6 separate regions of the Mus musculus genome follow, and regions 2, 3, 4, 5 and 6 are each linked to region 1. Evidence: chromatin loops called from intact Hi-C (ENCODE). Cell type or tissue: heart. All regions are shown on one strand. Region 1 has its middle 29 kb from the start of Gm3716. Region 2 has its middle 2.8 kb from the start of Gm26761. Region 3 overlaps Gm52815 (a long non-coding RNA gene). Region 4 overlaps Tbc1d1 (TBC1 domain family, member 1). Region 5 has its middle 15 kb from the start of Gm31889. Region 6 has its middle 23 kb from the start of Gm3716.

The links. Hi-C counts contacts between places; a loop is a spot of excess contacts. Peaks named below come from ENCODE experiments on the same cell type or tissue, not always from the same donor. Only the 100,000 strongest peaks of a DNase experiment are listed, where the experiment ranks them.
Region 2: it touches region 1 in a loop (5-fold over the local background); 2 of 42 quality-filtered maps call a loop at or near these places.
Region 3: a loop joins it to region 1, with 2.0 times the contacts of the local background. A loop is called at or near these places in 5 of 42 quality-filtered maps.
Region 4: it touches region 1 in a loop (2.6-fold over the local background); 2 of 42 quality-filtered maps call a loop at or near these places.
Region 5: a loop joins it to region 1, with 2.8 times the contacts of the local background. A loop is called at or near these places in 3 of 42 quality-filtered maps.
Region 6: it touches region 1 in a loop (2.3-fold over the local background); 3 of 42 quality-filtered maps call a loop at or near these places.

What each region holds. Positions count from the first base shown.
Region 1 is chr5:64,579,680-64,584,679 of GRCm38, reverse strand. No RefSeq gene overlaps it. Among named protein-coding and RNA genes, the nearest start is that of Gm3716, 29 kb to the left of the region's middle. In heart, CTCF peaks have their summits at 3,044 (motif pointing left) and 4,935; DNase peaks (open chromatin) are centred at 3,059, 3,389, 3,689 and 4,709; H3K4me3 peaks cover 525 bases; H3K27ac peaks cover 2,091 bases.
Region 2 is chr5:64,699,707-64,704,706 of GRCm38, reverse strand. No RefSeq gene overlaps it. Among named protein-coding and RNA genes, the nearest start is that of Gm26761, 2.8 kb to the right of the region's middle. In heart, no CTCF peak of the experiment used is centred here; DNase peaks (open chromatin) are centred at 416, 1,386, 2,706 and 3,286; H3K4me3 peaks cover 324 bases; H3K27ac peaks cover 1,562 bases.
Region 3 is chr5:64,503,476-64,508,475 of GRCm38, reverse strand. Gm52815 (a long non-coding RNA gene) reads right to left here. Exons shown (of 3, transcript XR_003955927.1): 3 at 2,696-5,000. Among named protein-coding and RNA genes, the nearest start is that of Gm52815, 10 kb to the right of the region's middle. In heart, a CTCF peak has its summit at 3,048; DNase peaks (open chromatin) are centred at 2,095, 3,065 and 4,805; H3K4me3 peaks cover 1,517 bases; H3K27ac peaks cover 3,107 bases.
Region 4 is chr5:64,287,501-64,292,500 of GRCm38, reverse strand. The region is part of intron 14 of Tbc1d1 (TBC1 domain family, member 1); the gene reads right to left. Among named protein-coding and RNA genes, the nearest start is that of Gm38634, 33 kb to the right of the region's middle. In heart, a CTCF peak has its summit at 3,064 (motif pointing left); DNase peaks (open chromatin) are centred at 600, 2,390, 3,080 and 4,270; H3K27ac peaks cover 783 bases.
Region 5 is chr5:64,861,880-64,866,879 of GRCm38, reverse strand. No RefSeq gene overlaps it. Among named protein-coding and RNA genes, the nearest start is that of Gm31889, 15 kb to the left of the region's middle. In heart, a CTCF peak has its summit at 55 (motif pointing right); DNase peaks (open chromatin) are centred at 49, 2,009, 4,399, 4,749 and 1 weaker place; H3K27ac peaks cover 2,318 bases.
Region 6 is chr5:64,631,609-64,636,608 of GRCm38, reverse strand. No RefSeq gene overlaps it. Among named protein-coding and RNA genes, the nearest start is that of Gm3716, 23 kb to the right of the region's middle. In heart, no CTCF peak of the experiment used is centred here; a DNase peak (open chromatin) is centred at 2,418.

The DNA of each region.
Region 1 (5,000 bases):
TCTGAGATGTAGTTTCTCTTACAGTTTACTTATGAGATTCACATACCACGAATTGTTCTCTCTCTCTCTCTCTCTCTCTCTCTCTCTCTCTCTCTCTCTCTCTCTCTCTCTTTCTCTCTCTCTCTCCTTGTTTCTTTCTCTGAATTGGTGTCATCCAATCAGATAGAGCAAATGATGAAACAGGAGCCAAGGCCAGATGTCTCTGCAGGAGACACCAGTGTTGGCTTCCATTGTGGAGGGAAGACAGTGACTTCTTCCAGAACATCTTTTTGTGCTGACAGGCATAGAAGGAATAATACTAACAAGAACCAACATTTCTGGCAGCCACATAGGCTGGGTATTGTCTTGGGTGTTTTGGAAGAAGGCAGGTAGTCTGGTCCAGAGCTCAGTTTCTATGCTCTCTGCTGTAGTACATCTGGCCCTCCAAACAACCACAGACTTAAAGTATTTCTTTTAATAAACATTCTTATTCTTGTCATCATTCCCTAAAATTTGTAACAAGTAATTTCATGACATTAGGTATTATAAGCAATTATAAACACATTGTATGTATAAGTGTGTGTGTCTATGTGTGAGAATGTGTGTGTCTGTGTGTATGTATATGTTTGTGTGAGTATATATGTATGTGTATGATTATGTGTGTGTATGTCTGTGTGTGTATTGAACTCTACTGGGTTCTTTACTTATAGCTGCATTTAACCTGATAGCAGCCTTGAACGTGCTGCATCTGGGTTTATAGTGAGTCAGAAGCTGATACAGGATGCTTCTGTCCCACTCTTCTGATGGCCTCTGTAGGGTCACTCACTAGCCTTCTCCCCCTTTCTGTGTGTCCTAGACTTCTGTGGGTGATGGGTCCCAGCCTTTCATTTCTTCATTTCATTATGGTTGGAAGTTGCCAACAGCAGGTAGGGCTAGAAGTGATAGTGTCACAGGTTCGCCTGGGTTTGGCAAGGGCTGTGACTGTAGCCACCGCATTTCCATGGCTACAGATCTCACCGGGTTCTCAACGGTAAACTTCAGTCTGCCCCTCCAGGCCTAGGAAGACAAAATTTCTCCATGAGTATCTGTTGGCAGCGTACAACAGACTGGACTTGGATGGTCCCCTCCTCAACTACTCCATAGCTGCATCCTTCAGTTACCTTGTGAGAATCTTTGCTGTTGGTCCCTGGATAAGTTACCTGAAACGTAGAGAACTTCACAGCACTTCCAGCTGAGGACTCTCTTTCCCTCTTTCTGTCCCTCCCTCCTCCTTCTCTTTCATCTCTGCTCTAGAGTCCTGCAGATCTAATTACAAAGTCTAGTCTGGTCACCAACGAGTTGTGTGACCTTAGGCAAGTTACTTACCTCATCCCCTCCTCGCAAAGATGCACTTTTCATATATAACAAAAAGATAGTGGTTTGCACGTATGGAAAGAGCTAACACAAGCTAAGAGCTAACATAAGCTAACCTAGCCGGTGTGAGCACGTGGTGAGCAGTTGGTTGAGTTGGAAAGGGCACATATTATAGAGAAATGCCAAATTATGTAGTTCAGTTATGAAGTCAGTTTCTCTGGGATTTTAATTATTGAGCTGATGAGTATCTCTTCAAAGATGACAACTGAAAGTGTAGATAGTGACATGAAGAAGTCTGAGGAGATCTTTCGGGAAGATGCTTTATCTTAAATATGTAAAGCCTAATATGTAACACTTTGTTAGAGCTGGAGAGATGGCTTGGTGGGCAAGAGCCCTTGCTCTGCAAACATGAGGACCTGAGTTCAAATTCCCAGTGCTCTCAAGAGAAGCTGCGCATAGCTGTGCATGCCTGTAAACTCAGCGCTGAAGGGCAGAGAAGGGCAGATTCCCCAGAGCTCACTGGCCAGCCAAGTCTAGCTAATATGGTGAGCTTCTGGTCCAGGGAGAAACCCTGTCTGAGAGCTGTAGGATGAAGAGTGATAGATGCTCTGATCTAGCTGCTGAGTATATGCACACGGGAGGACACACACATACATAAACACACACACGCAATCCAACATGTAATGGCAGTTTTAGTAATCCAAAGGAAATAATCAGACAAAGAGGAATGTACAAACATGACTGAATGATTATTATTAATACTTGGAGTTAAAGAATTCTTAGAAACCTGGGTAATGGATGTGACTGATACAGAAAAGTGACCACAGCACACTAAAAAAGGGTCAGTTGCCAATGGACCTTCTGTTCTGTATTTTTGAAAAACATTAGAAGAGGGGAAATGGAAAAAATATATTTTGAAATAACATCTGGGTAATAGGATCACAGGTGATATCCCCCCCGCCCCCCCCCCCGTCTTGTTTTTCCTGTTTCTCGTGACTTTTCTATGAGTATTGATGACAGGATCATCCTAAGCTGAAAACAGCAAAACTCTGAACTCACGTGGCACAACAGCTCAGCACTGTAGAGCTGATGCCTGAGAGCTTCCTGGCTCTTCCTTCATGGTTTACATGTGGCAGCTTCTGCACCCGTTATCACATCTGTATCGAATCCCTACACCCCAGTCATCACATCTGTATCGAATCCCTGCACCCCAGTCATCACATCTGTATCGAATCCCTGCACCCCTGTTATCACATTGCATTTGATCTTAGCCATATTTTCGTTTTTATCCCTACACCCCTATTATTATATATGTCTTTAACCCCTGCATGACCAAGTACTGCACATACATTCAAAGAAAGAAGTGGACAAGAAGGACTGCTAGGAGGTGGGGTGGGGTGGAGGGAAAGGACAAAAGGCCTGATTTGGGTCCTGTGACTGACCATACCTAGCTGGAAAGTGGATGGGGAGACAGAGTCTGGGAAACAGGATCGAAATCTGCCACTTTTGCAATGTCTGCCATGGCCAGCTACTGATTTTATAACCACTGGAATTTAAAAACCAGTTGTTTCCTTTATCCTTGACTCCTTCGATGTTTTCTCCTTCCCGCCACCCTCCACCTACTCAGGCTGCAACCATCAGCAAATTCACAGTCAACTGAGCCAAAAGGCTGAGGGGGAGACCAGAGAAGAGGCTGCAGCCGCCTCCTGGTGGGAGTGGAGCGATGGGCAGCGAGCCACAGGGCTGGGAACCAGCTTCTCTGTTCCGCTGACCTCATCTGGTCCTTCTGGTCCGAGGTTCTGGCTATGAATGTTTATCAGTGAAGACTTTGACAACTTCAGTAATAATATTTTCTAGGCTGTGCAGAGCTAGCCTGGGTATCTCATACAGAGAGACCTTTGGTTGCCCTCACCAAATAAACAGTTGCCCACAATCCCCACAAAGACAAGGGCTTAGGTTGCCTGGGTTCAAGTCTTGACTGGTGAGACCCTTGTGCCATGTCCCTGGACCATAAGCTGTGTTTGTTTCCTCCCCTGCAAAACAAGAATCCCCAGACTGTGCATTTCATAGGCAACTGGTGAAAGGTGGGCGGAGTCAACCTCTGTCAAGCGCTCAGAAGGCGCTTATCACACAGTGAGGGCTATGGAATGGAAAAATAAAATAAAAAAATAAGTAAACAAGAGAAAGAGCCTTAGGGTGTCTGGGTCCTGTGTGTTTGAAGCTACTTCTCGATCCATACAAAGCTGCAAGGAAGGGGCTGAACTTTTTTTCCTTTGTTCCTTGCTGGCTGAAGCGCACATGTCCTCTGTGGATTGGAGGAGGGTGCACAAGCCATACACATCTGTTGAGATGCCGGAGCAGCTGAAGGAACTCTTGGGGAGCCAGAGGCTATCACTGCCCTTACTAGAGATGGGGAACTGAGGCTGTAGATATGGGCCACAGCCACAGGCCTGGAAATGATGGAGCTGAGATTCCAGCTGGGCCTGTGACTCCCAAACCTGGACAGCCCCTATATTAAGCATAATACTTTTCCCAGACAAATTTTGACAAATCCTGAGGTTCACATTTACATCAATGCTCATTTTTAAAAGGGATCTATTTCTTTATTTTATTTTATTTTATTTTTTTTTTTATTTTTGGCTTTTCAAGACAGGGTTTCTTTGTGTAGCTCTGGCTGTCCTGGAATTTGCAGAGATCAGCCTGCCTCGGCCTCTGAGTGCTGGAATTAAAAACATCCACTACAACCAACCGGACTGGATTTATTTCTTCATATTCAACTTAGCAAGTCCAGAAGTTCAAGGCCAGCTCTGGCCAGCTGAAATAATGATTAACATCAGGGTTATCTTACAGGTCCAAAGTCCTCCCAGCAAACATCCTTTCTGCCCTTAGAATTTGTTGGTGGCCATCTCTGTGAAAGCCTCCCTCAAAGAGAAAAAAGAACTCTTGCCTGGTCGGAGTATTTTACTAAGGACTGCCATCACATCTGAGCAAACCACAGGCATTCAAAGAGGCGTCCCTAGTCCTATCCCTTTAAGAGAAAAGAAAGAAAGAATGACTCAGCCCCACCCTACCCCACCCTGTGCCTGCAAAGCTCTGGAGTCTGTGATGCCCAAGACAGAGCCAAGATAAGAAGAGTTGGAAACAAATTGAACTTAACAAAACAAAAAACAAGCCCTGTTGTTACCAGCTCCTAGGCACTTCTACCCTAAGTTGCAGTGTCCTAGGAAACGTGAACCAGGGTCACCTCTGGCCCCATTTGGGCCTTCTTCCTGGCCCCACCCCAAGCATAGCAACCCTGCCAGAAAACAGGCGCTGCCTCCATCAGCTCCCACCTCCCCCCTCCACGCATCTTTCCCCTTTTATATTGCTGGCTTCATAATGGTTTTCCTCCTGCTGCTGTGGGGTGAGAGGGTGTAAATGCCCCGGAGCAGCTGCGGGGAGCTCTCCAGTGCGGATCCTGTGGGTGGGGCCGGCAGTAGGCAGGAGAGACCAGGAGGGAGATTAGGTGAAACATTAGCCCTGGCCTTTTGGACACGGTCCAGTGTCTTTCAATGATTTCTTTGTGTGCTTTGGGTGCTGGGCTTGTTTGGCAGGGGACGGGCACCCATTAGAAGATTTCACAATGATTTGCCATGTTACAGTTCTAAACATGTCAACTCCTCACCGAG
Region 2 (5,000 bases), 120 kb before region 1:
GTGGACACAGACTATAGTCTTGCATAGGTCTCTGTGAGCATTTATTAAACTTGAGCTTAATCCTCCTGTAGGCATTAGGAGGAGGCCTTTGGACACAGAGAATGGTTGGTTTCCTGAAGCAATACCTTGGGAATTTGTCTTGGGATCTGAGGGGGTGATATCCGAAGTTGTTATGTAGATCCTGATCTTAGGGAAATTGCTGGAAGCCTCTAGTATGCACAGGAAGCTTGGGCTCTTGGCCCAATCGGCTCAGAGTCTAAATATTTGGAAGACGAATACTTGGAAATACATTTAAACATTTAAAGCATTTTATTTGTTTTTGCAGTGATTCTCATTGTGAGTGTGATACGATCCTTCAGCAAGGCTGTAGCTGCTGCAGATGCAAGCCCGGGCACAGGCTCCAGCTCAGGGCTTGGAGGGGAGCCAGAGGCGCATGGCTATTGGCTAATGCCCACACCCGGGGTTGTTACTCCCATCCCTTGCCTTCAACACCTGCATCTGAAAGTCATACTAAGGGTCTGAACCAACTCGGCAGTAAAACTGGGAATGGACCACACACACACACACACACACACACACACACACACACACACACCATTTTTCATACCAATCATTACATTACACATTCTGTCAGTGCTGAATGTGTCCTGTTGTCACCAGTTGTCCTCCCAAAATGTCCTGTGGTCACTCTTTCTCTCTGACCAACCAGGTGACACACTTTTCAGCAAGTAGATGTTAAGAGGATGTAAACTAACATGAATGCATTAGGTTATGTAAAACATAATTAGGGAGAGAAGCAGCCCGCATGTTTACAGGACTCAAGCAATGGAATTTTCCACATTCTTTTAATATCTACTTGCACTGTAGGACTTAAATAATATGAACTGTTGACCTGGACTGATCACATTATCTAGATAGTAGCCAAATATCTCCTTTGCCTACTTTGCTGTATCATACATGGGAGTGGGTATTTGGCTTCATTTCTGAAGTTTGTAGAAAGGGGTGGGGCAGGCAGATGGGCTGAGGTGACTGTGGGTGTGCACCTGGCCTTGGTAATTGCTGTGGTACTGAGGTGTCTCAGACAACAATGATAATAACCATCTCTATAGAATTGGGGCTGCAGTCTCAACAGTAAAAATTATATTAAACTGGGCTTCATGCCCAGACTACCGGCTTCAAATAAACAATGTGAGGAAAACATTTTTTTTTTGGGAGGAGCTAAATCAAGCGCTCAGGAAGCCAAGGGAGACAGAGAGGTGCTCCAGTCAAGGAGAAACACTCCCCCCTGCTCACAACACGCCACCCAACATTTGCATGATCAAGTCAATTGACTTGAAAGTCTAACCAGAATCCCATTGACTGTCCCTTGCGCAACCCCTCCTATTGTCAGGCTGCTCAGGGACCTTCTTACTGCTTCCCAAGCCGAGTGGAGCTTGCAAGCGTAATTTCCCAGCCCTCTGGGTTGAAGGCTCCTGGTAGAACAGTGCATGTCAGTGTCTCTCCCAGCACGGCTGTGTGACGTAGATGAATGCGGGACAGGCCATCTGCTGTTGAAGAGGGTGACAGACAGAGTCTGCTCCATTGTGGCAGATGACTCCCCCAGTGCTGGCCAGCTGGCTTAGAGTAGACCAAATTGGACAAGGTAACTGATGTCCAGCAACTCTCTGAGGGAACTCTCTTCTATGTTTGTATTTATCTCTGCTTTCAGACACACACAGACACACACGCACACACACACACACACACACACACACACACACACACACACACACACACACACACTTTTCAAAATGAGAAAGTGTATTCTATTGACAGAGCAAGAGCAGAGACCATGGATAGCTCCGGGCTATGGAAGAATTGGTGGCACTGCGGACCCTGCGGCTAGCTAATGGTTTATCTCTTAATCCCAGCACTCGGGAGATAGAGGCAGGTGGATTTCTGAGTTTGAGGCTAGCCTGGTCTACAAAGTGAGTTCCAGGACAGCCAGGGCTACACAGAGAAACCCTGTCTCAAAAAAAAAAAAAAAAAAAAAAAAAAAAAAAAAAAAAAAAACCAAAACCAAAACCAAAACAACAAAACAAAAAACCCAAAAATACCCCAAACAAACAAACAAACAAACAAACAAAAGAGCTAACTGGATCATGGTTTTACCCTCTCCCCTCCTCCTCTCTCTAATTCTAGAATTTTCACAATGAACATCTAAGACACTTGTCATGCAAATCTTCCAGTTTGGGGACTTTTCTGTTTTTGTTTTTTCTTTCTCTTCTCAGTATTGGATAAGGAACCTAAGGCCTTGAACAAAAGGGGCAAATGTCCTACCAGAGTTCTAGATGTGTCTTCAGGAGGCAGAATCTCACTAAGTAGCTTAAGTTAGCCTTGGACTTGCTTCATAGTCTAGGCTGGTCTTTAATTTTTAATCTTTCAGCCTCTGTCCCCTGAGGGCTGCAGTTTTCAGTGTGTGCTACCATGCCTAGCTGTTCCTAGGACCATCTGGCTCAAGACTTGACTCTTTTCCCTTCCAGGTCTCTAGACTGAGGACCTGTCCTTGCAGGCTCCAGCAGCCTTCAGACTTGTCAGCTGGTTTCCGGGTGGGTCTAGCCAGTGTGAAGCCCAGGACCTGGAGAGCAGCAGGAAGGGAACGGGCATTTCCCCTCTTCCTTTGTGCAGGGGTGGGATCCTTGGCAGCTTCTGTGGCTCTTCTATGAGCTCTCACCAGCCCACACGATTCCAGCTTCCTGTGAGCGATGCCAGCCCCTGGGCTCTCGTCCCATGGCTTCCCCTCTTTGTCCCTCCCTCCTAGGAGTGGCAGCGACTTCCTGCTGTGGCTAGTCTCAGGATTGCTTCATCCCCTCTTGTTTGCCTTCTGGGTTTCTTTTCATCTCCCTGCATTAAATTTCCTCTGTTTTAAATATTCAGAGCGGCTTCTGTCTTCCTGGTTGGGCTCTCACACAAAGAAACAAAAATGTACTTAAAACAAAGGCGAAGGCGGCCAAAGAATTCAGGGGAACAGGAGTTGAGAAGAAATGGAAGAAACAGGATTTCACAGAGCCTGGCAGAACACTGGATATCCAGCAGCCGGAAGGAGTTCTGTTTCGAGGCATGCATATTCAAATACAGATACTTTCCTTGAGGTCATCAGCTCCCGAAGTAAAGGCGAACCATATGCTAGATAAAGGAAAGAAGAGCAGGAGAAAGGTTTTGGGTCCTAAGACACAAGTGCCAGTCCACGGCTCGTAGTGGATGCTGTGGATGGCTACAGGCTCCGTTCTACCCCGTCCCTCACGGCAGAGCAGCTGTGTTTACATGGGACTGGTCCTGCCTTCAGCTTCTGGGTTGTGGCCTTGATTGGCCCTGGTCATGGGCTCACATGTGGACATGTAGGTCCGTGCCACTCAGTGTGTGCCATCCCCCTGACCCTCGGTAAAATGAAAGCGAAGAGGTAATGCCCCTTCAGAAATTAACTTTCAGTGGCCACCTTTCCTGTTTGTTTTTGAGACAAGGTCTCAAGTGGATACCTAAAGGGGACCTTGGCTTCTGATCCTCTCACTTTTGTCTCAGAGCGCTGGGATTACACGTCATCACCGCACCTCATTTACATGGTGCTGAGGGTTTAACCCAGGGCTTCATGCATGCCAGGTAAACTGTTACCAACTGAGCTACTTCCCTAGCCTCGCTTATTGCTTCTAATTAAAAATCAAACAAGCAGACAAACAACAACAACAACAATGAAACCCCACAAAACAAAACAAGATAAAAACACTAAAAATTAAAAGCTGGCATAAAAATAAAGGCCAATGGGAGACAAACAATGTAGAACAGAGACGGCTTTCTGGTCAACCTGTGCCTGAATCCCGCCCCACCAACAGACTCTTCCTGTTACTTGAACATCTACATTCCTTTTGCCATTTAGTATCATTTGATATGAATTTTGATTCTCTCCACAGAAGATATACAACAATGTGATTTATTGGCTGTGTGTCTTTGGGTCAGTCACTTAATCTTTCTGATCCTCAGATTAGTTATCTAAAGGAATAGGAGGAAATTGTTTTGTAGACTTGTTTGAGGGGTGCTCAATATGAAAATGCTCTCTGTACACTGTAAGCTATTATTTGAATATTCTTATGACTGCATGCGCACTATATTTCAAGTGTTAATGTGGTCCAGTACACACTCCCCCTACCAAAAAAGTGTGCCAACTCTCATGAATGCAATTCTGTTAGATCCACCTCAATGCCGGATTGTGAGTGTCTAAGATGGGGCACCAGCTGCCATTATTCCTGTATGGACAGTTCTAAGTAGTTTATGTTTGAAGTCCCAGGGCCATCTATCTAATCTTGAAAAGGTTTATTTTAAACCCCCTGTCAAGTGGAGGTGACTGGCTAACTCTCCGTGTGACACTCACACATTTCCTTGTAAAAGTGTGTGGTTTGCGCTGCCACCTGGAGCTGCTTCGGAAAGTGGGTGTGTCACATTCCTCTCCCTGCATGAAAGTTCAGGTGTGTCCAGAAAAGACCTGCTGGCCAGCTCTGCCCTCGAAGCTGCTCAGAGTTTCTGCTCAGAAGTGGCTTGAGAGCCTGAGAGAGGCACGTAGGTATGAACTTTTCAAAGGGTATAGCTGAACTTTTCAGCTGGGTTTGTCATGCAGCTCAGTTGATAGAATACTTAACCAGCACGAACACAGCTCTGGGTTTGATTGGCTGTGCTGAGTAAACCAGGCGTGGTGGGATGAGCCTGACACTCCATCACTTAGAAGGTGGAGACAGGAGGATTAGAAGTTCAAGATTATCCGTGGTTGTATAGTAGGTTTGAGACCAGCCAGCGCTATATGAGATCCTAAGTCTAAAACAAAACAAAAATCAAAGAGCAGCAAAGGACACCTTGGGAAGTAAAAGGATATTTAACTTTGTTAAAGACCAGCATCCCACTGTAGTAATAGAATATTAAAGGTAACCATTTGTCTTAGGGTTTCTATTGCAACAAAAACCCACCATGACCAAATA
Region 3 (5,000 bases), 76 kb after region 1:
TCTGGTCCGTTCTACCTCTTACGTGTCTCCTAGGTAGGTCCCATCCCCCTCTCTGTGACACACAGGTCATTGCCCTCTGTTCATTCCCACCACCGTGGCCCATGCTTCGACCTCCATCATCTCTCATTTGCACTCAGTAGGTCTTCATCTTCATTGTCCTGTTTCCTGTCTTTCCCGCCATTCATCTTCTACCTAGCCTCAGATCTGTCTTCTCCAAAGTGCACGACTAAGCATAATATTGTCTCACTTAAGATCCATAGCCCTTAAACTTTGATTTTTTTTTAAAACTCCAGTGTGGGTGAGTATCACCCAGCAAGCTTGTGAAAACAGGGTGGTGCTGGACCCTTCTGGAATGTTCTTCATGGCTTCTTTATTTGCTGAATTCCTGAGTAAAGTTTCTTGTCTCCTGCACATACTGTGAACACTGAGTGCTGCTATTTTACTGAGTCTTCCTAGAGAGCATCAGGTACCATTACCCTCCCATCTTCCCAGCATCGTGTATTTGATGCACGTGGGGCTCATGCAGGCTTAGAACCTTGTTCAGAGTACACAGGTACTATATGAAGGAGCCAGAATTTCTCCTGACTTTAGCACCTGGACTGTTATTCAAGGAGATATTCAACTAATGGTAATTAAATAAACGAATTATATTTATTAACATCAGGTAAAATTTGTGCCTTGACTAGGAAAATAAAAAACATTCTAAATGATTTAAGTTCTTCATGATATGTTAACCTGAGATACAGCTATCATTTGATACTAGGTGCACTGTTTCTTTTATCATCACTGTGACAAGATTCCTAAGAGGCCAGCTTACAAGGAGAGGGCTTTGTTTGGGCCCATGGTTTCAGAGGCCTCAATCCATTATGGTGGGAAAACATGGAGGGATATCTTACATCATGGAAGCCAAGAAGGGGGGCAATGCTGGCATTTTACATTTCTCTTTCTCCCTTTTATTCAACCCGTGCCCTGTGGGATGGAGCCCACCACATTCAGGCTGTCTTCTCTCCCCATCCTCCTTGGACGTATCCTGGCAGACACATCCAGGGATGAGTGTCATTGCTACTTAGGGGATTCTAAGTCCAGTCAAGTCGATGAGGCAGATTAACCATCAAACAAGACACCAGGTCCGTCTGTGACAATGTGTGTGTCTATATGCTACTCAGGTATCACTGTATTTTAAGGGCAAGAGCCTGAAGGATGGAGAGCTAGATATCATTGCTCTCTACTTTAACGGGGCCACCATTTATCCATTTCTTTCTCTCTTCTCTTTTCTTTATTTCTGTCTTCTTCCTCCTCCTCTTCCTCCTCCTCCTCTTTCTTTTTCTCCTTTCTTACTCTTTGTTGAGACAGGTTTTTTTTTTTCTATGTAGCATTGGCTATCCTGGAACTTGCACTGGAGACCAGACTGGCCTTGAACTCACAGAGATCCAACCTTCCTCTGCCTTTAGAGTGCTGAGATTAAAGGAGCATGTTACCACTGCCTGGCCGTTTGTCCACTTCTATCTGGCTACCCCCATTACTTCTTTGCATTTGTTTGTTTGTTTGGTTTGGTTTTTTTGCATAGGGTTTCACTATGTAATACAACGTGGTGAATGACCAGAATCTTGATGGATCTTGGTGAATTCTTTGATGAATCTCCAAGAAATTCACGGGCTCTGCCATAATTCACGGGCTCTGCCATGTGAGTAGCACCTACAGGTGCCTGAGACCCAAGCCTGTACCATTGGAGAAGCCAGAACTAGCGCAGCTTCCAAGCCTTGAGGTGGTCTCAGGAAGTCAACGGGAGAAGTCCTGTGCTGCTTGCACTCAGGGTGGCCCTTTGTCCTGCTTGCTGAGTTCTCCTTTCTCAACAGAAGCCAGCAGCCAAGCCTGGCTCCTTCATGAGATTTTTTTTTCCTCCCTTGGATGCAGCAGAGACCTCTTTCTACAAGTCCCAGAACTGTTTTCCCGGCTTTACAAACGAGGAAGCATGAATCTCTGTAGAGAAGCCTGCAGCCACTGGTTCTAAATGTTGAAGGAGAAAAATGAATGTATTCTTAGCCTGGACCTGCTAAGGACAGACCATGCACTGACACTTCCTGCCGGGTGCACCTTTCCTCCTCTTGCACACATGCTCCCCCTGCTGCCGGAAGCTGGAAGTGCGCCCGTGGGTGGGGCTGCGAGGACCACCTTAGCCCATGTTAATGCCCGCGTCAAAAAATTCCAAAGGAGTGACCAAAGACGAAATCATAGTCTTAAGATTCTTCCAAAGGTTCCGAATAAAGCTTTTCTTTTTCCATATCAGACATAGGCTTTGTAATAAAGGATGAATGTACACCTCCGTACCCTTCCTTAAAGGGTTAAATGAACGCAAGGACTTCAGGGTTAGAGTCGGTCACAGTTCCAGGATTTGATGAGCCTCGGCTTCTTTACCTGTACTTTGAACACAGTGACATTGTGCATCTCACAGCATAATTGTGGAACACATCCATGAATAGGAGTGTGCTAAATGTTATAACATAAACAAAATTACTGTGTGCTGTCTCTTCTAACATCCTCTTTCCCTCTCCTGCCTCCCCCTCCTTTCCCTCTCCTTTCCTCTTCTTTCTATCCCAGCTCCTCTTTCTCTCCCATTTTTAAAAACATATTTAAGTGGACATTATTTTGAAGCAGCTTAACCCTCCCACACCCCAAAAGGAAGGAAGGCAAAGAAAGTTCAGCCACAAACCGGAAGTAACAGAAAAAAAAAAAAAAGCCAACCCGTATCTCTGGCAAAACAGTAAAAAAGTGAAAGAAAGAAAGGAAGAAAGAAAAAATAAAGCAGTTTTAGGCTTTCGGGAGATCAAGTTCTATTTAGCTAACATGGGTTGCCAGCCTGGCTTGACCCCCTAAGTAGGGGGTTTTAGAGATGACTGGATAATTCTTGACCTCCGTTTGACCTCATAAATAGGAATTCTCATTCGGCATTGTAGGAGCTCTGGAGCTAGTAGGTTCCTGCCTTTTTAAATGTAGGTCTCTCCTCCTTTTCGCCGGTGGCAGTGGGCGGGCATGGGCTCGCGGCAGGGAGGGGCCGCCACGCCTGCGCCCTCCTGGGAGCCGCCCTGCCCTGCTGCTGCTGCTGCTCCTGCGGGCAGCTCAGGGCCCCGCTGGCTCCCTCCCTTCCTCTAGCAGCTCTGCCACGTGGTAGATTGGCTACTTCTGGGAATGTGAGAAAGCACTCCAATGAGGGCCATACCAAGAACTTTACAGCTCTATAAATTGTGTTAAACTTTCCTTACAAGCGTCTGTTTAGAGGAGACGAACCCTTAGATATTCTCTATAGCACAAGAAAACAGGGGCGACGGGACCAATCAGGACAGTGCTGGCTGTTGTGCTTGCTTAGTTCTTGAAAATGTTATAGCATTCTTTTGTCTTTTCCTTCTTGGGGGGTGGGGGGTGGGGGAGCGGTTTAAGGTAAGGAGGGGAGGGTCTAAAAAAGATGCGGGTGAACATCACCTCACCAGCTTTCATGGAAGTTTCTGCCCTAGGACTGAGGAAGAAGACAGCAGCCTTTCTGGCCCTGAACTTCTCCAAGTAAAGTGCTTGGGGAAAGGGGACCTATGTCTCTCTTTAGAGTAGCCCAAGTATATGGTACAGTGACATGGAATCAAATAAACGCATTCTTAAGGTTGGATCTTGCCACGACTTAGGCTGTGTGTTTTGAAACCGCTTAGCCAATGACCTCCCACTGTGCATGTGCAATGGAAACCTCTGTGTGTGTGTGTGTGTGTGTGTGTGTGTGTGTGTGTGTGTGTGTGTGTGTTGACCATGCGCCTGTCAACAGGAGAAGTCAGCCTGTGGTATTGATGGGAAGAGTGAAGAGGGCAAGGCCACAGAGCTGGTTTCCTGGGAAGGCCAGCCTAGGTCAAGGTCTGAATGCCGTATTCGGTACCAGTGATGATGGGTCTGCCAGCAATCCTTCATGGTAAATTAAACAACTGGCATTTGAAAACATAAGTCAAAATAAACATTTAACCTATTTATTATGTATTTATTTTACAAATTACACTGGGTGTGTTTCCAATGCAAAAACACACACACACACACACACACACACACACACACACACTCGGGTACCCTCTTAAGTAGAGAGCACATTTTAAATTAAAATTTTATTTTAATAGGTCATTTATTTCTACAATTCAAAAGTCAAATTTTAGAACACACTGTACCTGAAAGGTCTTGCCTAAACCTCCCTCACATCATCTGATTTCTTCAGGTTCTTTTTTTCCTTCATCGATAACCATTTTTTTAAATGTTACTTGTTTATGAAATTCTTGTAGATTCAGAGCCTGACCGTAAGTTGAGTCGCACACGGTTATGTTTTGAATTGGGTCTCTTTAAGTGGTATCTGGCTGGCCTAAACAACCTGCCTCTTGCCGGGGACCCCCAGGGACCACCGAGGACCCAGGAGATGGGCTACAAGAAAGAGAACCTGAGAGTTGAAGCTGCTATAGGGGAATAGGGTGACTCCATATGTTCTTCAAGAATCCAGCCAGACGAGGCTGGTTCGTCGAGTGAGTCCTGGGATTCTTGCCTGCTACTGATGGGAGTTGCTGGCTAGCTTCACAGGGAAAAGCTGTCTCAGGGGAGCTGCAAGGAAGCCCGGGACAGGTACAGGTCAGATCACACAGATCCAGCCCTCCCACAGCTTAAGGGTTTGCTCGGAAGAAAGAACCCCATACAGAGCTGGACTCTCCAGAGGTTCTCCAGCTTGAACAAGGCCGATCAGCTGGCAGGCAGGGGTAGGCTGCAGAATCAGCTTTTTGTCTTGTTTGGACTTCTGCCAGGTCTGTTGCAACAAAGTGCAGCCAAGGGCAGAAGTTTCCCATTTTGGGGGTGATAGATGCTGGAAAGCTGAGAGTCTGTGCACGTCTGAGGCTTGAGAGTGATGATCTGTTCCAGAACTTTCTCCTTGCCTTGTACTTACTTGTCTGATTTCTGTGTCTTCACCCTTTTGTGTTTGTCTGGATTCCCAA
Region 4 (5,000 bases), 290 kb after region 1:
TGGGCAACTGGAGATTGAATTTAATGCTAATCAGAATTGACTGGAACTGGGCTGCATTAACTAATCAGAACAGAGGAGCCATGGGTATCTCAATCAAGCTGCCCACTATCTTTTTAAAGATGAGTAATGATACCCTGGAATTTAGTATGTGTAAAAGCAGAGACACTAACTGTGTAAGACACACTGGGGATAATTACAATGGCTACTGATAGTATTCAATGAGTGGGTGGGTGTGCAATGGCACCCGATCTGCTATAGGATATATCGATTTTTCATTCTGATGCTATCTTACTGTTCACTTAAAACTTTTGGAAGCCGAGTTTAGGTCGGAAATAATGGGCCCTTTCCTGTAAGTCACTGGGGCTTGAGGCTTCCTCCCCAAATAATTTAATCTCCAGAACTTTGGGGTGATGCCCCGTAGCCTATGTTTCTACAGCTCCCCCAAAGCATTCTGGGGTGTGCTAAGCTTAAGGATCACTGAAAGAGACGCGGCACTTTGCAAATACCACTAACCTATGGCCCTCTGACTGGTTCCCAGGGGTGAAGGCAAACTGTGGGAACCCCAGGGAAGGCTCTTTGGAGATCAGGCTTCCCATGAGCTCACGAGGACAGTACCAGTACCCAAGAGAATCAGACTGAAGTGAAAGCAAAGCAAACAAGGCCAGCCCACAGCAAGAACCTAAGTGCCTCCTCCAGCTCTGGCTTGGCAGAACCAGCCCAGCGTCAGCAGTGCAGTCTCTCCCCACGGGAAGGGCTTCTGCACCAATTCACAATTAAAGTCTTTTTTTTTTCTTCAGGGCTGGGATCACACCCAGACTCACATGTATTCTAGGCAAACCTCTACCATGGTGTCACACCCATAGTCCTAACTCCCTTCCTTCCTTTCTTTCTTTCTTTAAATTTATTAGATATTTTCTTTATTTACATTTCAAAGTTCCCTATACTCTCCCCCCGCCCTGCTCCCCTACCCACCCACTCCCACTTCTTGGCCCTGGCATTCCCCTGTACTGGGGCATATAAAGTTTGCAAGACCAAGGGGCCTCTCTTCCCAATGATGGCCGACTAGGCCATCTTCTGCTACATATGCAGCTAGAGACATGAGCTCTGGGGGTACTAGTTAGTTCATATTGTTGTTCCACCTATAGGGTTGCAGACCCTTTCAGCTCCTTGGGTACTTTCTCTAGCTCCTCCATCGGGGGTCCTGTGTTCCATCCTATAGCTGACTAATGATCATCCACAAAACCCCTTTTCCATCAATGCTCAGAACAGCACTATTCTTAATAGCCAAGAGGTGGAAACAACTCACATTGTCTACTGACTGGGAGACATTAAACAGAATGTAACATGTCCACAGGTCGGAGCATTAGTTTCCATCAGAGAATAAGGCACTGACATGACACAAGACTTAGAGAACATCATGAGAAGTGGGAGGAGCCAGCAGAGGGACCACAAATTCTGTGGATGCATTTACAGGAAGTGTCCAGGATAAGCAAATCTGCAGAGACATGGTAGATTAGTGGCTGCCTGTCAGCTAGGGGTGGGGACAATGGACTGAGAAGTGATGGTTAGAAAATTCTTTATCTAGTGATTTAAGGATTTTTAACTTGTACTACAGTAATTACTATAGTAATAGCTGCTCAGTACTCTGACTGCATCTCTAAAAATAGTAATACTGAACTGTGGGCTTTAAATGGGTGATTTGTACAGTATACAAAATATATCTCAATAGAGTTGCTTTGTAAGTAAAAATAAACTGTGTTTTCCAAGGAAAGAATCCCTTCCCAGAGCTCATGCTGCCCTCCCCTTCGGGGCCATCCCTGTACCTAGGGACGCTAGAGGGTGTAGAGCTTCGGGGCCAGCAGGCTGGTGCAGTAGGAACTGTCAGCAGACATTCACGGGAGGGAAAGCTGGGGGTACAGAACAGTACCTACAGGACATGGAGCCTCTGTGCTGGTCATACTCAGACCAGACTGCACTAAGTCCACAGATTTGATTCCCCTGAAAACACTGTAAACTTCTTGCCATTGTCTTATTTAAACTCAACAGCTTATTGAAACCTTGAATGGTAACAAATTAAGCTAGAGAAGAAAATCACATCTGTAATTCCAGTACTCACAGGATTGGGAGTTCAAGGACAGCCTTAGCTACACAAAGTTCAAGACCAGTATGAACTATGTGAGACCCTGTCCTCGCCACAAAATTTAAAATGAGAATGACAAATCAAAACGTCCACTTTGGACTTTGTCCTGGGGGCATGCTCTGAGCAGTCACTTGACCCTAAGGAGGAAGTCCCTGGCAGCTGGATGCTGCAATCAAGTCCTGGTCACCTGACTCCCAGGACCCCCAGCTCCCACACTGCAGTATAGAAGCCTCAGCTCTACTCCTCGAGCCTTGCTAGCAAGCAGAAGTGGTCGAACTTGCTGTCTGAATTCCAGAGGTGCATCAGGAAAAGCTGACAGGGCTGCCTTAGCAGTGTTAACAAGTGCAGGCAGGAGCAGCCAGCCAAGGCCAGTCACAGTGGCTTCTAGGATGATATGCCAAAGACAACACATACAAAAACAAACACAAAACAGAAGAAAAAACAAAACAAAACCAAAAAACCAAAAACTTCACATGAACAATCAAATCCTTGGTTTGAAAACTCCATCTCAAGACAGATCTTTATTCACCACCGAAAAGCAAAGTTAAATAAAACTGAAGGAAAACCAATCTTGCCAGGGGAGGTGGCACATGCCTGGAACTCCAGTATCTGTGAGGCTAGGGCACAGGCTGCCAAGTAGCACTACAGAGCCAGACCCATCTCAAAGAGGAGAAATTAAAAATAATCACATCTGTCAACTGGACACTACCTGCTTCTGCCGTTGCCATAAAACCCTGAAGAAAGGGAGACTAGTCCCATAAAGTCCTACAGAACCCACAACTCCCTATTCAAATAAGTTACAAGTGGGCAGAAGGACAACTATCTTAACTCAAACACAACAGTACTGGGGAAGAAAGCAAGCTCTTTCTTGGGGATGGGAGAGCAGAGCCACCAAGACCAGGGAGAAACACTGCCACCAAGTGGTGACAGGCTCTCCAGTCACCCGAGGTTGCCTGGTCTTGATGTGGCAGCAATCCCAGTTTTGGAGAACTCACATGAGTCTGGCCTGTGAGAGGACAGCCTGGGTACTTAAGAATCTCCCCAGAAGACCAGGGATAAAGTCCATATGGTTGAGTACTTGCCCCGCAGGCATGCAGCCCTTAGTCCAACCTCCGCACTAAACAACACACAACACAAAAGCCAGAAAGACAAGCTACCAGCACCAAAAACCACCACCACCAAAAATCAGGCACGGGGGCACACCTGTGGCACCCCGGCACTCAGAAGTGGAGGGAGATTCGAGAGTTCAAGGGCAGCATCAGCTATACAGTGAGCTCAGGGGCAGCCTGGCTGACCCAGTCTCAACAATGAAGTCCCCGTGCCCAGTGAAAGACAAGCACTCCTGATCAAGAGAAAATGCAGAGATGGAGACGGCGTTTGCATTATTTCACTTATGTTAGCCATTAAAATCTCCCCGAGGTAAATCAATTTTTGAAAACAAATCAGCCACTAAGTGCTTCCCACCTTTTGCACAGTAACACAGAAGTCACACCGAAGATCCCTTACGCGCTTTAGTCTGGCCTTAAACGTTTACTTCTTGGTTCATGTGCTATCTAACCTAAAGTTCTTCAGGGTTTAGGCCGACCCAGCTGTACTCATAAGCCAAAACAAAACAAAACAAAACTCTCAGCCTTGGCTTTACTGGACTATATACTCACATAAAGGGCTTCAAGTCAATAAATCACTCTTATTTATGCCAAAAAGAGTTTCCTTCCCCTTTTCAAAACATGTCAAAATCTGAAGGCATCTATTGTTGGTAAAATGCACACTGTGATATGAAATACTTAAATGAAAAGAACTAAATGAAGGCTAAAACTGTTCCCTGGCACAAACAGAACAAAAAGATTCTCTCTGTTCCAAGTGGAGAGCTGCCTAAAAATTATTTCATAATGACAAAGAGTTCTCCTTCATATGGTACGCTGAGAAAAGAAACTAAAGGGCACGCAGCACAGACTAGCTAGTTAAGAGCTGGTTTCCAGCATCCTCTGCTGTCCTGACAATGAGGAGAGAGCCCTCGACAAGGAAAGCAGACTTGTGTAGACAGTGCATCTCTGGAACACAGCACTGGGCAAAGCCTGCCTGCAGAGGATGCCAGTAGACCGCTGCTTTCCCAGGTCCATGTTTACCCGCTTACTCGGTATCACTGTTCTCCAGTGCACCCTGCTTTCTTACACACGCATCCTTCTCATAAAAGGTCACTGGCAGCTCAGTGGTGAGCACTGGCCCAGCAGGCCCTGTCTTCGTTCCTGCCACCACAAAGAAAACAAGAAATTCATTGAGAACCGAGATTATTGGAGGCTCTTGGACCTTGGAGAGCCCTGAGTGTAGACTGCAGAGGCCCAGAGACTAGCTAGGCCTGGAAGACTCATATCATACCCACTGTGGCTGCTTTACTCTATGCCCTAACTACTCAAAATGGGCTATTCACAGCAGTATCAGTGGGAAAGAAAGCCTTTCAGAGACAGAGCTTGGGATGCAACTGGTCCCACCTCAACAATCCACCTTTCAACAAGATCACCAAAGGACCCCAATCTCATGAAAGCTAGTGAAATCCACAGACAAAACCACTTAAGAGACAAGTGTGTGCATAACTTTGCCCAGGGACAAGTGTACTGCCACCCACTTGTCTGTGGTAGGGACAACAGTGAGGCTCTGAAGACCAGAGACTTAATTCGAAGGTGGAGCATCGCTGTCCTCTACTCAGAGAAAGCAGTGTGTCTGCGTGCCCTCCGCCTAGCCCTCGGATGAGCACACTCCGCCTGCCACAGCTTCACTCTGATTTACTAGCACCTCTGCCATACCACCCGGGACAGAGTGAATCTTTACCAAGTATGGTCCTTCCAAGTGCTCAGTGCTGAGA
Region 5 (5,000 bases), 280 kb before region 1:
GACCTTAAAGCCCAGCTCTTGCTAGAGTCCTTGTTTTTTCCTGGGTCTCCAGCAGAGGGCACCCATGACTTAAATTATGTGGGTTCCCACTTGGAAAAAAAAAAAAACCCGGATCCTAAACCTTCCTTTGTCCATTAGTCTTGAAATATTTCTAGCGTACTAACTGAAGGAAAGATCCATGGGAACAAGTAAGTTGATGTTTCAGAATATTTCTTGGAGGACTTGAAAAGGGGGCATTTAACCAAGAGCCTAACAAATGAGGCTTATTCCCAGACACTACACTAGGAAAGCCTGCTCCCCATTGACTTGCAAACGCTTGACGGTATGGAGCAAAGCCCTGTGTTTAGTAGGGTTTGGGGCATTCAGCCTTCCACACCTGTGTGTTAGGGAGTTTTCTTTCTAGGGGTATTTGTCACATCCTTTGCAGGAAATTACCTCAGAGGGACAATCCTGGAAGGCCACACTGGAGGTCAGATACAGAACTCCCCCTTGCATAGAGTCTCTGTGAGGGGAATCTCTGCATTTCTTTACCCTTTCGGTACACACAGTTAACAATGAGTGTGATCTGTTTTTATTTTATGTTCACTGGTGTTTTGCCTGCATGTACATCTGTGTAAGAGTGCCAGATCTCCTAAAGCTGGAGTTGCAGCTATAAGCTACCACATGGGTGTCAGGAATTGAACCAGAGTCCTCCGGAAGAACAGCCAGTGCTCTTAACCAGTGAGTCATCTCTCTAGCTCCCTCTTTTTCGGTGTTCAAGACAGGGTTAGTCTTTGTGGTCCTGGACCTCTGTACTAAGCTGACCTGAACTCAGAAATCAGACTGCCTCTGCCTCCCAAGGACTAGGATTAAAGCCGTGCGCCACTCGAGAGCTTTTAGGGCAAATGGGCCAAGTTTTTTTTCTGGTTGTAAGAAAGTCCCGCCAACCTTCTGCACATGACCCAGCTACTCTGAGGAGACCTGATAATTTTGGGGGATCCTCAGCAGTCTGTCTGCTATAGTGTACTTGTATCCTATGAAGCCCATGTACGAAAGTCACAAGGTGATATAAGGTACTGAGGTCCTGAACGGGTGGGGCCGTGGTGTCCCGCCTCTTCTTGCTGGAACAATCACAGCATGAACCATCCCCATGACCACAGGTGGGCAGATACCAGATCTGTTAGTGCCTCGGTCTTGAACTTCCAAATTCCCAAACTCTCAACAACATATTTCTGTTGTTTGTAAAGGGTCTAAGTTTGCGACATTTTATTGCAGCAGTCAAAATAGACAAAGACACCCCCAAAGTGACTCCTTTTCTGTGCATCCTGTGACATAAGAAAGTGGACTCAGTGTTAACTCACAGGCTGCCCTGGTGGCAGCCTCCAGCCAGGGGCTAGGTTCAGAACTTAGTTCTTCCTCTTGTGGGCTCATCAGCAGCCCCTGAGCAGCCTGCTTACTGGCTCTGGACCACAGCTTCCTCACTAGCGAAATGAAAACAGTGAGCTTCGCCCTCAGCATGATCCACAAATAAGGTAAGGATCTGAGGCTTAGTGGGGGACGCAGGGCAAGCACTCTGTATGCCTCAGCGGCTGCATCTGTGCAAATCAGGGCTCCATGGAAAGGAACTTTGTCATCTCTCATTGCCGAGGTCTTCACTGATGTCCCAGCAATTTCTTCTACTCTGGGTGACACGACCAAACTTCAGTCTTCCCCAGGGAGCATGACACCCCTCCCTCTATCTTTCCCAAATGCAAACTCCCCCCACTTCTGGGTGGTGTAGAAATTCTGCTCACTGGAGTCAGGTGCCTAGGCACTTGTCCCTCAGAACCGACCAGCTTGGAGGTCAGCTGAAGTTCAGGAGGGCCTCTGTTCTAGTCACTGTTTATAGATCTGCCAGAGTTTGTAAGTCAAAGGCCCATTTGGGGCCTCCAGAGCCAAGGCCAAGAGGGCAAGCACACAATGCAGCCCTTCTTTGGAGGCCTTGTTTACCTTCCGGGAGCAGGCAGGGTGTGGCAAGAACTTCTGGGTGGCGAGAATTACAGGGTGTGGTGAGAATGTTGGGTGTGGCTGCCCAGGCCAGGCCTTGAAGAAAGCTGCCAAGCAACAAGGCAGGGGACCCAGTGGCCCAGGTCTGACTGACTGTGGGGAAGTGGCTGGTGGTGTCTGCTGAGGCCTGGCTCTGCGGTAGAGTAACTAATGCCCTGACTCCCTCACTTGCCAAACACAATAATAGGGTAACAGACCAAGAAGGTACTTCACTCAGCATGGCCCTCCATAGCTTTCCTGTCATGTTAAAAAGTAAGCCCCAGGGGGCTTCGTGAGAGTCTTGGTGCCCACATTAACTATTTTTTTTTAAAGATTTATTTATTTTATTTATATGGGTACACTGTTGCTGTCTTCAGACAGAACCAGAAGAGGGCATCAGATCCCATTACAGACGGTTGTGAGCCACCATGTGGTTGCTGGGAATTGAACTCAGGACCTCTGGAAAGAGCAGTCAGTGCTCTTTACCACTGAGCCAGCCCCCCCTCCCCCGCCTCCCCCCCCCCCTATTCATTTTGGGACCTTGGTGAAATGGCTGGAGATTCTAATGTGACATGTAGCATTTCTTCCATCCAAGCTTTGGACTGAGCCTGGATCCATCTAGGATCAAGTGACCAGAGACCTTCAACCATCCATGAGAATGTTATTTTGGAGACTGTAGAAGCTCTGGTAGGGTTTTGGGGAGAGATGAGTCTGACCTGGGAGCCAGGAAGCCACTCTCTATCCTCTAACTAACTCACTGGATGAGATATCCACCCGGAATAAGATCCAAGGGAGAGACAGAAATCCACTCCATAGTTTTATTGTAAAGACCACCGGCCATATATCCAGATGATGTTCCAACTGGTAATAAGAACACATGCTCCACTATGTTTATAGCAGCCTTATTTATAATAGCCAGAAGCTGGAAAGAACCCAGATGCCCCTCAACAGAGGAATGGATATAGAAAATGTGCTACATTTACACAATGGAGTATTACTCAGCTATTAAAAACAATGAATTTATGAAATTCCTAGCCAAATGGATGGATCTGGAGGGCATCATCCTGAGTGAGGTAACCCAATCACAAAAGAACTCACATGGTATACACTCACTGATAAGTGGATATTAGCCCAGAAACTTAGAATACCCAAGAAGATACAATTTACAAAACACATGAAACTCAAGAAGAAGGAAGACCAAAGTGTGGACACTTCCCCCCTTTTTAGAATTGGAAACAAAACCCCCATGGAAGGAGTTATAGAGACAAAGTTTGGAGCTGAGATGAAAGGATGGACCATCCAGAGACTGCCCCACCCGGGGGTCCACCCCATAATCAGCCACCAAACGCAAACATTATTGCATACGCCAGCAAGATTTTGCTGAAAGGACCCTGATATAGCTGTCTCTTGTGAGGCTATGCCGGGGCCTAGCAAACACAGAAGTGGATGCTCACAGTCAGCTATTGGATGGAACACAGGGCCCCCAATGGAGGAGCTAGAAAAAGTACCCAAGGAGCTGAAGGGGTCTGCAACCCTATAGGTGGAACAACAATATGAACTAACTAGGACCCCTAGATCTCATGTCTCTAGCTGCATATGTATCAGAAGATAGTCTAGTCTGCCATCATTGGAAGAGAGGCTCCTTGGTCTTGCAAACTTTATATGCCCCAGTACAGGGGAACGCCAGGGCCAAGAAGTGGGAGTGAGTGGGTGTGTGTGGGGGGAGGGTATGGGGGACTTTTGGGATAGCACTGGAAAGGTAAATGAAGAAAATACCTAATAAAAATTAAAAAAAAAAAAAAAGACCTTCATCCTAGCTGCCTAGAAGCCAGTCTTCTTTCGGGATAGCATTTGAAATGTAAATGAAGTAAATACCTAATAAAAAAATTGGAAAAATAAATAAATAAAAGGGCCACCGGCTTAGGACAGGTCTGGAACAGGGAAGCTTCTGTAGAGACCAAGCCATTCACCCTCCCCAGGTATGGCTCAGACGTGTCCAAACTTCAAGCCCATGACCCACATGTACCCAGGATATGCGGGTCATATGTATGAATGCAGCCCAGCTCAAAATCTTAGTTACTTCAAGCATTCTAAGATCATTTACAATTAAAAAACAAAACAAAAAAAAAAATCAACTCTATTGTGTGGTTCTGGAGGCAGCGCAATCCCTGGGGTACTTGGCACCCCAGACTTTCTGGGGTTAGAGAAACACTGCAAGACCGTGTGAAGTTCCCATGTCAACTTTTTAGGGCTCCATGTTCACCCACACCCACAGCCATTGTCACCCAAAGGTTTTAAGCCCTATGTAAATGTTGATCACACAAATCTGTCTTCCCGGGCCTGACTGTCTGAGCGCTGTCTGGGGGTGCTCCAAGTTGCTACTTTGGATTCAAGCCAAAAAAGACCGAGTCGGTTGCATGAGAAAACAGATGGTCTACGACTGTAACAGCAACAAGGCTGGGAGTGAATCCCAGCTTTGAGGGCTTTCGTTTTGGGGATTTCTCTATCTGGAGAAGATATAAAATACAGAAAAGCACAGTTCTTGGTGCGTCCTGCAAGTGAGGTCTTACAGGGACCTCCAGTGTGGGATGGATGTTCCCGGAACAATAAGAGTGTGGAGAGTGACCCAGAGGCCTGGTGATGGGATTGAAGGTGGGCTAGCCTGGCTTTAGGGTCTTGTTGTAGGTGTAGGAGAAGCAGGTGTCGGACTTGAGGGACCTTCCAGACCTTGGCAAGATTGCGCAATGGTTTGAAGGAAACAAACTGGATGCCCCGCCAGTTCCCAGAACAGTCTGAGAAGCTCTGTGAGGACCTCGGACTCTTGTGGTTAGAGAGAGACTTCCGGACGAAGGCTTGGGCCTGGGAGTAGGAGTTTGAACTAGAGCTTGCTCCACCCCCACCCCACCCTGCTTCCAGGTATTACAGGGAGAACCAGAGGGCAAAGTCCAAACGGAGCTGAAGCATGAAGAAACGCTTTAGGAATCCACAGCCAGAAA
Region 6 (5,000 bases), 52 kb before region 1:
GGCCAGCCTAGACCCAGGGAGTGGTACGTCTTGACAGGAGGCTTTGGCACTGTTCTTTGGGTCCCTCCCTTAAGACAACTAGTAGCTTGATTAGGTAGGGCTGAGGCCAAGCCTTGGGTGGGGCTGGGCTGGGCTGGGCTGGGCTGGGCTGGGATGGACAGGGCTGGGCTGGGCTGGACTGGGCTGAGCCTGGTGGTGGCAGTCTCTATAATATACCGCTTCTCTTTGGCTTGGCTGCACCCTGCTCAATTACTTTGGCTGCGTGACTCTGCTTTAAGCACAGTGATGCAGTCTGCAAACCATAAACAGAATACCCAACAATCAGTTGCCTTTTGACAAGAGCAAATATTAAGGGAATATTAATTTTGTAGGGAAGGGCTATCACAGCACCATCGCTGCCCAGGATAGTGGTGGCTACATATAGTCCTTCCGAAGCTAGACTTTACTGAAAAACATGGCCCTAGCCTGCCCCAGTTTGGTCAAGGTTTCATATCATATTAAATGATGTGTAATAACTTTTGTGTTTGAGTTTTTAAAAAAAGTGTTTAAGTGACTTGTTTCATGACTCATTTAAAAGTAGAGTTAGACTCTCCTAATACTATATGAAAAGAAATCTAGGCAGATTTCAGCTCATTGTGGATTCTGGTCATTGGTTATCTGCTGAATCTAAGAACATGTCCCTCACCTTGTTCTTGCTTCAGTGAGATAATTAATTACTGATTCTACTACATGTTTGTGGGAAAACAAGGTTTGAGCTGATCTCATGCCAAACAAATGCCCAAATGAAAAATAAGACTTCATCGTTTTATAACCTGCCTTGTGGTAAATGTAAACTTTGTTCTAATGTAGCCAAGGACCTGGGGCCAAGTAGGGAAGCAGAGGGAGCAGGTGAGAGATTTTAGCAAACAGGCTTCCAAAGAGTGCCAAACCCCACAGATGGGACAGGAAGAACACCTGACTGAATGGGAGCCTGGTCTTACACAGAGTTTCTTTGTGTAGTTGTGAGTGTGTGTGTGTGTGTGTGTGTGTGTGTGTGTTCCTAGATCAAGACAGTCTGCTCTGCTTCTTGTATAAAACAGCCATTCTACTCTCAGTAAACATATCATTGCTAAACCAGGCAGTGGTGGCACATGCCTTTAATCCCAGCACTTGGAAGGCAGAGACAGGTGGATCTCTCAGTTTGAGGCCAGCTTGGTCTACAGAGTGAGTTTCAAGGACAAGTGGGGCTATACAAAGAAACCCTGTCTCAAAACAAAACAAAACAGAACAAAACACAGCAGTCCGTGGCTGCTTATGGGATGCTCCGCATCAAACCCAGAGTTTTGTGCATCTTGGGCAAATGCTGTACCAACCAAGTTAAATCTCCAGTATTTTTTGCATGTGCTTGCACATGTACTATGGCTCAATTCTCTCATGTGAGTCCCAGGCTGAATGGCAAACGCCTTAGCCTGCTGGACCATCTATCTGGCTGGCCCTTTTTCTACTTTAACCAATGTGTTTTGAAACGAAGCCTTTCAAGTGTTTCTCATGTGATCAGCGCTATGCTTGTCTCTTCATGGCTCAGGGTTCCTCTCTCACTGCCTGTTGCATGCGATTTTGAGAAGTATAAACTGTATTTTAGACAGAATATTCCATAAGCACTCATTTAATTGAGTAGATTGAAAGGGAAGTTCGTGACAGCTCTCTCTGTGCTCATTTCCTGCCAGTTGAACCTCTCAGCTACTGGTGGAGGGATAGTTTAGCTGCCAGCTCCACTCAAGAGATTGGCCTGCTTTTTGTGTTTCTTTCTTCTTTCTTTCTTTCTTTCTTTCTTTCTTTCTTTCTTTCTTTCTTTCTTTCTTTCTTTCTTTCTTTCTCTCTTTCTTCTCAGTCTGGAAGGTTCTTCTGATGCTCTGTGTATCCATCATTTTGTATTGACCTCTCATGCTATTTTCACATAATCAATTGGATGCACTGGATAATGGATAATATGCAAATTGAGGTCAGAGAAATATTTTGCTCAAGATCATCACAGCTAGGAAATGGCAGAGCATGGTTTTGGACCAGGTCTTTTTTAGGTCAAATCCATGTGGGTTACTAAACCCAGCAGGCACTAGAATGCTACAGTCCTGAAATTTTAACTACCAAAGAACGGGAAATGGGGTCTGAAACACATGTGTGTGAAACTTGTGTCACATGTATGTAATGATGCTTGTTTAAAATGTGAGGTAAAGGGAACAAAACCGTATCCGGCCTCCGGGGTCTGCCTGAATTGTATTGAGCAGTCAGCTGAGAGTTGAGATTCGGTGTAAGATGAGGTGTGTGTCTGTGTTATAGTCTCCTCTACTCAGATGTCGTTAGCTTCATGCTTATTGGTTCTCTTATCTTCTTTCTCAAGGAATCATCACAGCCCATCTGGAAGATCCATCAGTTCTAACGGGGCTGGGCCTGCCTCCAGGATGTGGGAGATTGGCTCCAGAGCTGACACAGGGCTGCTTCCCCCCCCCCCGCCCCCCCAGGATGGAGCTCTGGAGGGAAATTCTGAATTGTTTTCTTTTGGGGACAGTCAGGTGGGGGTGGGGAGAGGAAGATTGGGCCATTTATCTTCTATAGACATTGCCGAGATCCCAGCACTGGGGAGCCACATCACCCAAATCTCCAATTATGAACACCACAGTATTGTTTTTCCTTTAGCATCCAGATGTTGGAAGCTAGAAGATACCTTTGAAATCAGTGCTGCCTTGCTTTTGTCAAGGTTTTAGTTAGCACTAACACGCTATAAGATTCTGGCTGTATTTATGTCTAAACGCCTTCTGAAATATCCTATCATCTGGAGGCATGTCATATACATTAGTACGCTTGGATCCTCACTGTGAATAACCTGACTATCAAACTATTAATAAGCATAAAGTGTGGCCACCCAGCACACCTGGGACCTCCTCCACTGCCTATCCAGATAGCTTCCCGAGAGAGTAGAGTATAAGCATCCTCTACTATGCATTTTTCCAACAATCTTCTGAGCTCGCTTTAGGGTACCTGAAGTTCTACTGCAGGGGATGATGGTGGTGGTCGTCGTGTACTGGTTTTAACTAATAAAATGTGCTGATTTTTGTGTTTTTGAATTTATTTCTTTTAGATTTATGTATTGTGTTAGTGTGTGTGTGTGTGTGTGTGTGTGTGTGTGTGTGTGTATGAGAGAGAGGGAGAGGGAGAGAGAGAGAGAGAGAGAGAGAGAGAGAGAGAGAGAGAGATCAGAGGACAGCTTGATGAAGTGGAGTCTCTCTTCCTACAGTGTGCATCTGGGCATCAAACACAAGTACTTTTACTCTCTGGCCCCTAGCGAAAATCTTGACACGAAAATCCAATTGTACTCTCCTTGTTTGCGCTACCTTATAACTCAGATACCTTCGCATGGCTGGCTTATAGTTTGTAGGACCATGGTGAAAGTACAGGCCTCTTTGCTAAGACACATGAAGCTGGCCCTGCCTTCAGCGGTGACCGAGGCTTCTTAGACTGTTCTTACAGCACTGTCCCCATCTTAATGTCCCTGGACTGGGCCACATCCAGGAAGTAGGCTTTAGCTCTCGATGAGCTCTTAGTGGTGCTATTGGCTTATCATATTGCTAGAGTCATGGTGGTGGCCAAGTGACTGTATTGTGCTTCCAATGGTGACCACATGCTTGGCTGAGGCGGCTTAAGAGAGGAGCAGCTGATTTTGGCTCACAGTTCCAGGTGTACAGTCTATCAGAGTGGAGAAGAGGCATGGTGAAGCCATAGGCTTCAAGATCAGCCTTCCTATGATCTGCTTCCATGAGTGAGCCCCACCCACCCACCCACCCACTTTGGTTCTATAACTTCCCCAAGAGTGGCATCAGCTGGAGACCAAGTGTTCAAATACAAGAGGCTGTGGGGCACAGTTCACAGTCAGACTACACTGAAGCCGCACATGTTTTAAACAGCGCAGACTTAATTCGTAGAAAATAGTTGAATCAATTGTGTGGTAGTCTACCCCAATGACTTTCCAAATGACTAAAAACTAACATTTATTTTATTTTGATTATATGAAAGTGCTTGAAGAAGGAGAATGTTGGTGGGCAATGGCCTTGGCTCTGAGATCCTCTGCAAAGGCTAGAGGTAGTTTTAGGCAGGGAAACACATTTTCCCAACAAAGCCCCAGGGAAACACAAGCATCGGTCCAAGGAAAACATCATCTGCCAACATGGGATTTGGAAAGGGCGTGGCCTCATGAAGGAGGTTCCTGTGGGCAGGGTGCAGACCCAGCCAATAGTTGAGGCCAGAACCCAAGTCACAGGGTGAACTGGACAGGGAAGATTGCAGGCAGGCTGCTGAGACTTGCCCGAAACCAGCTATCTGACTCGGCCAGGATGGAGAATTGTGAGGGTCTCAGGAAAGCAGGGCAGGACCTGGGTGGGGTCAGACTCTCCGGAGAAACTCTGCAGAGCCTGCAGTTCACACTAACATTCTGCATGGTGGGACAGTGCATCGGGTATAGTCCCTAGCACTTGACCTGTAGGAAGGAATTCCCAAATGGGAGCATGTAGCTCATTCGGGGCATGTCAAGACAGATGACTAGTTCCACCCCAAGAGTTTTGATTCAGAAACTTGCTACTCCTTTCTGCTTTCTTCTAAAGCCCAGCCAAGGCTTTCTCTTGGGATGGGGAGTGAGGGGTGGTAGTAGAGGTTGGGGGTGGGAGGTCTGGACTTCTGGCAGGACATCTTCCCTTTCTTAATTGTTTCATCTCTGCACTTTCCCACCTCAATGTGTTTGGGACTAGTGCAGGACAGGGACTAGATCTGAGTTGAACAAATCACTTTATTGCTCCATAGCATTTAATGACACGCACATGCACACAAATACACAAGCACATCTATTATTGAGGCTGGGGCTGTAGTAGCTCTGTTGATGGGGCTGGGAGAGTAACACAGTTGTTGTTTAATTTCCTTCACACACACACACACACACACACACACACACACTCTCTCTCTCTCTCTCTCTCTCT